2 separate regions of the Homo sapiens genome follow, and region 1 is linked to region 2. A link is a contact called in ENCODE Hi-C data. All regions are on one chromosome and are shown on one strand. The core of a region is the stretch at or near the end of the contact, and the rest is flanking DNA. Distances in the headings are between cores, read along the strand shown. Region 1 overlaps GACAT3 (gastric cancer associated transcript 3). Region 2 has its middle 40 kb from the start of LINC01804.

What was found. A loop is a pair of places that touch in the nucleus more often than their neighbours do. Pooled maps may share reads with other maps.
Region 1: a map of dorsolateral prefrontal cortex shows a loop between it and region 2 (4-fold over the local background). The contact joins two enhancer-like sites. A Hi-C loop is called at or near these places in 1 of 168 maps with a recorded cell type or tissue (dorsolateral prefrontal cortex) and 3 of 50 pooled maps.

Annotation. Positions count from the first base shown.
Region 1 is chr2:16,068,005-16,072,381 of GRCh38, reverse strand. All of the region lies in intron 1 of GACAT3 (gastric cancer associated transcript 3), which reads right to left. Among named protein-coding and RNA genes, the nearest start is that of GACAT3, 20 kb to the right of the region's middle. Within about 2 kb of position 1,766, at least 4 of the 41 ENCODE cell types and tissues checked have a DNase peak (open chromatin) inside an H3K27ac peak, as active enhancers do; they include dorsolateral prefrontal cortex, where a contact is called at or near this core.
Region 2 is chr2:15,728,814-15,733,519 of GRCh38, reverse strand. No RefSeq gene overlaps it. Among named protein-coding and RNA genes, the nearest start is that of LINC01804, 40 kb to the right of the region's middle. RefSeq lists a silencer at 1,174-1,233. Within about 2 kb of position 2,844, at least 5 of the 41 ENCODE cell types and tissues checked have a DNase peak (open chromatin) inside an H3K27ac peak, as active enhancers do; they include dorsolateral prefrontal cortex, where a contact is called at or near this core.

The sequences.
Region 1 (4,377 bases), core at 517-3,016, 340 kb before region 2:
TATCTTTACCTTCCATTTATTGGACTATTTTCTTGTCTCCAACTACAACAAGGAAAGGAGCCAAAGAGGACCACTCGAGTGACATCCCTGGTGTATACACTGGAAAAGCGATAATAAGCAGAGCGTGGACCACTCCGGATCTCACTGTCGATGGCCCTCTCCCAGCCCTGCACTCCCACAGAAGTTGGGTAAACCTCTGTCAAACACCCATCAGACGTTAATGTCACATTAATTTTGCACATGATGGTCTCTCCTTCTAGAATTTAAGTTTTTTAAGGGTAGGGAATGTATCTTCACCCATTCTTGTATTCCTTCAGGCATTCATGTTATCAGTCAACAGCATTTACTGAGCACCTGCTTTATGCCCAGGCCCTGCCCTAGACCCCGGGATGCAAAGATAAATAAGATATAGCCCAGGCTCATGCCTGTCATCCCAGCACTTTGGGAGGCTGAGGCGGGTGGATCGAAAGGTCAAGAGATCGAGACCATCCTGGACAATATGGTGAAACCCGTCTCTACTAACAATACAAAAATTAGCTGGGCGTGGTGGTGCGCACCTGTAGTCCCAGCTACTCGGGCGGCTGAGGCAGGAGAATCACTTGAAGCCAGGAGGCGGAGGTTGCAGTGAACCAAGATCGCGCCACCACACTCCAGCGTGGCGACAGATAAATAATATACTGTCCCTGTCCTTGAGGCTCCCAGTCCAGTGATTGGTAAATAGATGTTTATGACTCAGCATGACAAATTCAATAATAGAAAAATGCAGAGGACAATGTGAGTTAAAAGGAAGAAGCATTTTCCCCATTTCAAGAGGTCAAAAAACACATCACAGAGAAGGAGGTTTCTAAACTGGGCTTTGAAGGATGACTAGGAGTTCTTTGGGCCAGAAAGACATTGCAGAAGTGAACACGTACCAACATCATTGATAAAACCTCAGCAATTGTTGTGGTTCCTGGCACATAGAAAATTCTCAGGAAAAGTTGCTGAGTTGTACTAAGTGAGAATATCGTGACTGACGGAAACCCAGTCCAAGGACTGGGGAAAGAGGGCCCCATCCTAGCTCCTCTGCCTCAAACCTGGAGACACATTGAAGTCATTTGGAAAGTGTGAGAAAACACTGATGTTCCAGTGTCACTCCCCACCGCCCCCACCCCAGAGATCCTCATATAATTGGCCGGAGAGGCTGCCTGGTCTTTGAGACTCTTAAAAGCTCCCCAGGTGATTCCAATAGGCTGCCTTGTTTGAGAACCACTGATGTAGACCAGTGCTTCTCAAACTTAATGTGCAAATAGATGCAGGCAATCTTGTTAAAATGCAGATTCTGACACAGCAAGATGGGCCTGAGAATCTTCATTTCTAACTAGCCCCTGGTAACACCGCTGCTGCTGGTCCTGGGACCACCATTTGAGTAGCGAGGCTCTCTGAGGCTTAATGCCCAAAGGCAATTCAGCTGGCCTCAGCAATGTGCCTGCATGCAGCGGTGATATTCCAAATCCGAAGGGAAGGGTACATGTGGGGGCACCAAGTGCCCAGAATGGATGTAGCGGCCACAGGTCTGAAGGCTCTGCTGCCCCTGGTGTGAGTTAACTTAGTTGTGGGTGGGGAAGATGTTAGGGGGAGGGCTGGGCAGTCAAGGCCACAGGGGGTGCCTGGGAGAGGTGGGGACAGCAGCCTGTTTACCCACCTCCCTGTTGTAAGAGCTGACATCGAATACCGGTGTCTACCAGCTGGCTGTCCCCCCACCCACGGCCTGCACCCAAGGCCGAGGAACAGCCAAGAAGGCCTGGCGAGCAGCATCCTACGGAGAGGACAGCGAGGAGGCCGCCTTGGCAGGAGCTGCCTGCTGGATAAACATTGTTCTGTTTTTTTCTTTTTTCTCTTCAAACAAGCCCTTCTCAGCACTGGCCACATCATCCTAAACAAGGCCTCTCAGTGCTGTTGACACAAAGGCAGAGACGGTGTCATTCCAGCCCAGAGATAAAACTCGGATCCTCCCACAATGGTGGGCACTTCGTCTCGGGAAGAACACCAGTGAATCAGGAAATTCAGCAAGCTGGGTCTAAGCCCTGCCCTCAGGCTAGGCTCAGGTTTTTTGTTGGTTTGGGTGGATTTCTTCCTCCCCAAAGCTCTGCTTGTTTCATGTGCCTGGTCAGCAGATATGTCAGCCCCAGACAATGGCCTCTTTCTGCAGACAATGGTCAGCATGAGGAATGTCGCAGGAGGGCAGGGCTTGGGGAGGGACAATCCCGCTTTCAGAAGTCAGTGGCCGAGTGGGTGCTGCAGGGAGGGTCCTGCTGTCACCAGGGCAGCCTCCTCAAAGGCACCATTTATAGGACCTGCAGCCCCAGAAAAGTGGAAGCTTTGGGCAGCAGCAGAATCAGAGAGCAGCTCCCTCGCCCGCTGCTCCCGGCAGACTCGCCCTGCCTGCTTTATCGGCCTCCCGAGGCTCCTGCAACCACAATTCCTACCATGCAGACTTTGTTTAATGAAAAAACAAATAGTTACCCCCAAATTAGACCGAGGCCTGCTGTTCCCTCAGCCGCGCCTCCTGCAGTACCCAGCCTGTGCCTCATTGGCCGGCTCTCCAGAAAAGAAAGGGCTCATTCATCCCCAAAGGTGGAAACTCGCCTTCTCCCAGGGAAATTGTGTAACCGTTTTGTAGTGGAACCGACTACAGGCCTCAAGGTCTTTTGCAAAAAGAAAAACAGATAAGGGGGCGGTGGCGGGAGCCAATGCTGGCTGTCTTAGATTTGCTCATTGCAGAATGATTTTCTGACAGAGATCATAGGCCCACAAGTCACATCAGCTGGTCCCTGGATTTCAAGGATCCTCACTGTGATTGGAAAATTAAGTGATAGCCATGCATGCATGCATTTATTCATTCATTCCTCCAGCACAATGTATGGCACATAATAGATGCTTAGTAAACATGTGTTGAATGAATGAAATGTTTTGTAATATCTGATTCTATCTCTCCATGCTCAGAAAACCTTCAACAGCTCCCTATTGCCTATATTATCAATTTAATCTTTCTTAGCATAGCTTACCACTTGTAACTGGACCCTCAAATACCTCTCCAACCCTACAACCTCCACATGCTCCCAATCCCACCCCTCCAACACGCACATATGCTGCCTACTGTTTCTTGAACCAAACCATTGTTGTGTGAGCCTCTAGGCCTTAGTCCCAGCTGTCTCTTAACCTCAAGGCCCTTTCCAAGCTTCTTGTAGGGATCTGGTGAGTTCCTCTCCCATGAGACTCAAGCCAGTGTTTACTCCTCCTCTTAAAAGCCATCGCTAAATATAAAAAATTAGCCGGGCGTGGTGGGGAGCGCCTGTAGTCTCAGCTACTCAGGAGGCTGAGGCAGGAGAATGGCGTGAACCCGGGAGGCGGAGCTTGCAGTGAGCTGAGATCGAGCCACTGCACTCCAGCCTGGGGGACAGAGCGAGACTCCATCTCAAAAAAAAAAAAAAAAGCCATCGCCAAAGTGTCAGGCTCCATAGCCTCACTCTTGTTCATGGCCCTATCATGACACTTGCCACTCTTCCTTCTATCTTCCTGTTGCAACCATGCTGTGCACTTCTTGAGAGTGAGAACTGAGTCTGACTTACCTCCATATGCCCAGTGGGGGCCCAGGGTCCAGTCCATCATAGATCCTCAGTAACTACAGAGACCAACTAGTCCTGGTTTGCCCAGGACATTCCTTGTCTTAGCACTGAAAGTCCCACATCCCGGGACACCCCTTAGTCCTAGACAAACTGGAACTGTTTGTCCTCACATCAGTAAATGAGTAGTGAATGAATAATGCCTAGGTCTCTATTCATTAGTTCATTCACTTAACACACATGTAGTAAAAATCTGTGAGCCAGGTCCCATGCTCATACAGTTAGAGGGTGTTTCTAAACAGCTTCATGGCCCAGCATTGCAAAAGGACAGCTCTTTGGGGTTGAGTTAGCCTCAAGTCCATGGGGCACCTTTCCTAGATTCCTGTTTATCTCCTCCGCTATCTCTTCCAGTATCCACACCACGTTGTTTACAATGCATCTGTTGACATCTGCCTTATCTCCCTGGATTTGCTCTGGGCCTCCCTGGGTCTACTGCCCTCAGAAAGGACGAGCCCTCTAGCCTGACAGAGGAATTCCTAGCTAAGGTTTTATAAGTCAAAAGACCCACACTGGAGCTTGGGTCCCAGGGCAGCCCCCAGCCCTGGGCCCTCAGAACGAGAGCGATTGCAGCCAGGACGCATGTGTCTGCCCAGCCGTCCTCAGACCCTGGGGCTGCTTGGACCCATCTGTTTCCCAGTTCTAGGTCAAATCAAGCTGAGAAAGGATCAGGCTTCATTTGACCTGAGATGGCTGGAGCATCTGGCTGCTCCCT
Region 2 (4,706 bases), core at 1,595-4,094:
TCAGTGCCAGGATTTCGTTTCTCTTTCTCTCATCCAAGCGTCCAATACGAAAAGAAATTGGACTTTTATGCCCCAAAACTTCCCCTAGGGATGCAAGGCAGGAGGCCCAGGAGAGGTTAGATCATAGAGCTTTTATTTCAAACGGGAGCTCCATTCAAATAAAACCGCACACCGGCCGGGCGCGGTGGCTCATGCCTGTAATCCCAGCATTTTGGGAGGCCAAGGCGGGCAGATCACAAGGTCAGGAGCTTGAGACCACCCTGGCTAATATGGTGAAACCCCATCTCTACTAAAAACACAAAAAAATTAGCCGGGCGTGGTGGCACATGCCTGTAGTCCCAGCTACTCGGGAGGCTGAGGCAGGAGAATTGCTTGAACCCAGGAGGCGGAGGTTGCGGTGAGCCAAGATCGCACTCCAGCCTGGATGACTGAGCCAGACGCCATCTCAAAAACAATAACAACAACAAAAACCTCACACCATTGCAGCTGCACCTAAGTGAGGCTTCAAGTCAGCCCAAGTAGTTATATCAGAAGGAATGGGGGAAAGATGTTGATAAGCTCAGGTAAGATGCCTCAGAAGCTTTTGAGTTTTTAATTTTTTTAAATCTAAGACATTCCTTAAAGGAAGATGCATATTTGGGTCATAGTGGGTTGGAAAAGATGAAGAAAGATCTTTTGGATTTTGAAGCCCTGGCTTGTACCAGGGAGAGGGAGAGGCCAGCCTCAAGAGATACACTGGGCTCGTTTGGAGACACAGGGCCCGGCCCCACCCCATCTCTAGAACCCTCACCATGATAAGTTCCCATCTGTAAAGTGGAGGTGATGATAATGCCAGTCTCACTATGATTCAACACCAGTGGGGGCTGCAGATGCTGGAAGTTTCAAATCGTATTGGGAATGACATCACACAGATGGCTCCTGGAACCAGGCCACGTGGATAAGCCGCCCAAATGGACAGGCAGTAGTGATCTTCCTCTGGCATAATGAGAAAGGGGCTCAGTGATGGGAAGGTAATTTAGTCCCTGGACCAGCTGAGCTGGGCTGGTAGAAACCTTCCTTCCTCTTTGGAAACTGGAAGTGAGAGGCAGGCAGCTGGTAGGTCTCCCAAGAGGCGTGAAACCTAGTAGAGTGGGTTATTTATGCAAATTACAGAGAAACCCCATGTTATAAGATTACGTCTCCTGAGCTGTTTCTTTTCTGTCCTTGTTGGAGAAGCTGAGATGGACTCAATTCAGTTTCTTCATTCATTCATCCATCCATTCATTCCCTCTCCAACACAATACCTGCTATGTAACAGATATTGTGCAGGGAAACAGAAATAAATCTGACCCTAATTCTGGATCTCCAGAGATCTAATGGAGGGAACCCAGCTTAAGCTTAAACCTGTGATTCAGGACAATAAAGTGAAAGGTGTCTGTTGGTGGAGGGCCTTACAGTACTCCGGGGGCTGCAGGGAAAGAGACAGGGAAGGTTGTCTGAAGCAAGGGGCAACTAAACTAGGTTGATAAACAGGGAAAAGCAGAGGAAGGAGGTTCCAGTCTGAGAAAATACATTGATCAAAGGCAAAGGGCTGTGAGGGTCAGGGGTCAGAATACAAAGCTCTAGTGCTGGAGGGGAGTGCCTAGAATTTAGGGAGCACCTGCTAAGGGGAAGCCCAAACACTTCCCAGAACTCCACCTTGGAAGTGACAGCTTCCAAAATCTGCTTCCCCAAATGGCAAAGAAGCACTAAGGCTAATGTTAGCTTCTCCATGTAATCTCCTAGTCCTTGGCACGCTCCTCCATCCTGCCACTTGCGCCTAGCAGAGGGCTGCCTAGAGTGAGCACTCAGTGACGACAGAGAAAGGAACACACATAAAATTCTGCAAAACTCAAATGCAAGAATAAGTGTGAAATGCATTATAAACCGTAAGGAGCTGTAGAACTGTGAGAAATTGTCACCAATAACGATTGCGTTTCTATCCAACTGCTTTGCAGGGGCTGGCACTCCAGAGATGAGGAACAGCCCTGTCCTCAGGGAACCCAGAAGAGTCAACCAGGGATCCCGGGGCTGCCTGGCCAATGCTCTGACAAGATGAAAGGTTCTTGGAAGAGGTGAAACCTGTGCTAACTCCAAGGGCCCACAGGAGTCAGGCAGGTGAGGAACTGGGGTATGGTGTCCCAGACTGGGAACAATCCCAGCAGGTAACAGAAGGCTGATGGCCCAAGAAGGACATGGGTAAGACAGGCTGGAGGGGCATCCACCAGAGGTGATAGCCTGAGGGGCATCACTTGGATTTCAGTCTCAAGGCAAGCTCAAGTGCTGGGAGAGAACATGGCCACTTTTGTGTTTTGCAGCAGAGCTTATCTAGGGGGACACACGTATGCCATGAAATTAATCCCTTCAGCCCTTGAGGCAGTGGGAGAGTTGGGCAGCTCCTACAGTTGCTGCTGGGTTGCTTCCCCCAGACCACCTTGGAGAAGCATGGGATCAGGGCAATCCCTCCAGCAGCTGGGAAGCAGGAGGCTGTGCTACCCGGGGCCATGGCTCACACCTTGGCACCAAGGAGGTGCCACTAAATACAGATGATGTGAATAATACTGGGATGATTGTGAGCAGCTCCTATGCAACCCCCAGAGGAGGCTTACCCGACCCTGATGCTCAGCACAGTCTTCACAGGACTTTTCAACTCTGCCTTGCTGCATTCCTGATTGCATTTCTTTCCTATGCCCAGATCCGCCCATCTCAGAAGGGCTGCAGAGCCTGGGTTCCTGTGGACCCACCACCCTCCTCACAGGTCAGACTCTGTGGCTTCATCCCAGCTGCTGACCCACTGCCAAACCGCAGCAGCCGGCATCTGCCCCAGGGCTGGACAAGCAGCCTGGCTCTGTGCCCAGCCTGCACAGCTGGGAAAGAATGAGTCAGCAGTGTCTTGTCTCCTTGGCCTTACGCTAAGCATGACCTATTACAAGGAAGTAAATAACTGGGGAATGGTCCCAGCAGGGAACTCCCTGAAACCTCAGGGTCTCAGGAATGGGACAAATCTTAGAGGTCTTTTGCACAAATGCTCTTCATGCACTACAGGAGCTCAGCCTATGGAGCCACACTGCCTGGTGTCAAAGCCCTGTGGGACCCTGAGCAAGTTAATAACCCTCTGTTCCTCTGTCAAATGAGGATAATAATAGTATTTACCTAATAGGGTCGTTATGAAAATTGAGTTAATTGGCGTAAAGTGTACACAGCATATAGTAACAACTAACAAGTGTTAGCTATTACTATTGTTATCGTTATGTGAAGCGATCCCTTCTCTGGCATCTCTTATGATTAAGCCCTCATACAAGTGCTTCCAGAGACATGAAGGTCATTACCACGAGAGGCAAACTCTAAGCTGTCTTTCTCTTGGCCTGTACAAAACACAACTGTTACCTCTCATCCTGACGGATATTCACAGTAGATCTCCTCTTCCTGGTATGCCCACCTCCACTCTAGGATGAGACCCTCACTTCCTTCCGAAGTTTTTCAAAGGGAATACTTGTTGTCTCTTTGCCCCCCTTGGCCCCTTCTTCTCGTGATATGCTAATTTGTCCACTCTTCCTCTGAACAACTGAAAACAATGTTCCAGGAGTGGGCAGACCAGCACAAATAGAATAAGAGCATCATCTTTCTTGTTCTAGGCACTGAATCTCTAGCAATCCAGCCTGAAGTCACATTAGCTAACTGACTGCCCCCATACACAGCTGGCCCATAAAATCTCGGTTAATTTGGCTGGGCATGGTGGCTCACGCCTATAATCCCAGCATTTTGGGAGGCTGAGGCAGGTGGATCACCTGAGTCAGGAGTTTGAGACCAGCCTGGCCAACATAGTGAAACCACATTTCTCCTTAAAAAAAATAAAACAAAATTGAGGTTAATTTTAGTTAGAACCTTCTAGGGTCCTTCTCTCATACCCTTGTGCTTGCCATATATCCCCATCACCCCCTGCCAATCTGAGCTAGTTGGTTCAGCTTTTTTGACTCCAAGACAAGACTTCACACTCAATGCTTTAACTTTCATTGTGTCTGCTCTGGCCTGACTTTCATAAAAAGTCACCACCATGATGTCAGCTGTGAGTGTCATTGGTCCATTCTTGTCCAAGCAATCGATTGCAGCTACCCTGACCCAGCTCCTGTGTCCCTTTCCTGAGTCCTTTACACCTTAGCGGTAAGGTGATGGGCACGAGAAGGACTCAGTCCATCTGCAGGTGGAGTCAGCAGATCCCTTCTGCCTTCCAGTCACAGACCTGAAAACCAAACGCTGAGATCGCCCAAAGTTCATGGAGCCACCAATATCCAGAAACAGATGAAAATGTTTAGGAGGCAAGAGGCAGGCCTGGAAGAACCCGAGGACGCCACCTGGGCCCTAGTCCCACTTGGACACTGGCTCTGGGTGTGACCTTGGGTGAGAAACATCCCCTCTAGGCCTCACCCTCCTTATCTATTGAACTTGATAATTCAGGCCATCTCACCCGCAAAGTTCATCACCCCTTCAAATAACTCTGTCACCCACAGTACTTTATTGCACCCCCCTGCTCCATGGGTTAGGACACAAGGAGGTCCTTTCTTTCCGTATCCCACAGGTACATTTAAAGGCTCACCATATGATTATCTAGTCATGGTTCAGACTAAGGAGCTATATTGTAACTACTTTTCCTGCATGTTAACTTTTCCTGAACATAAATCTTGTCTCCG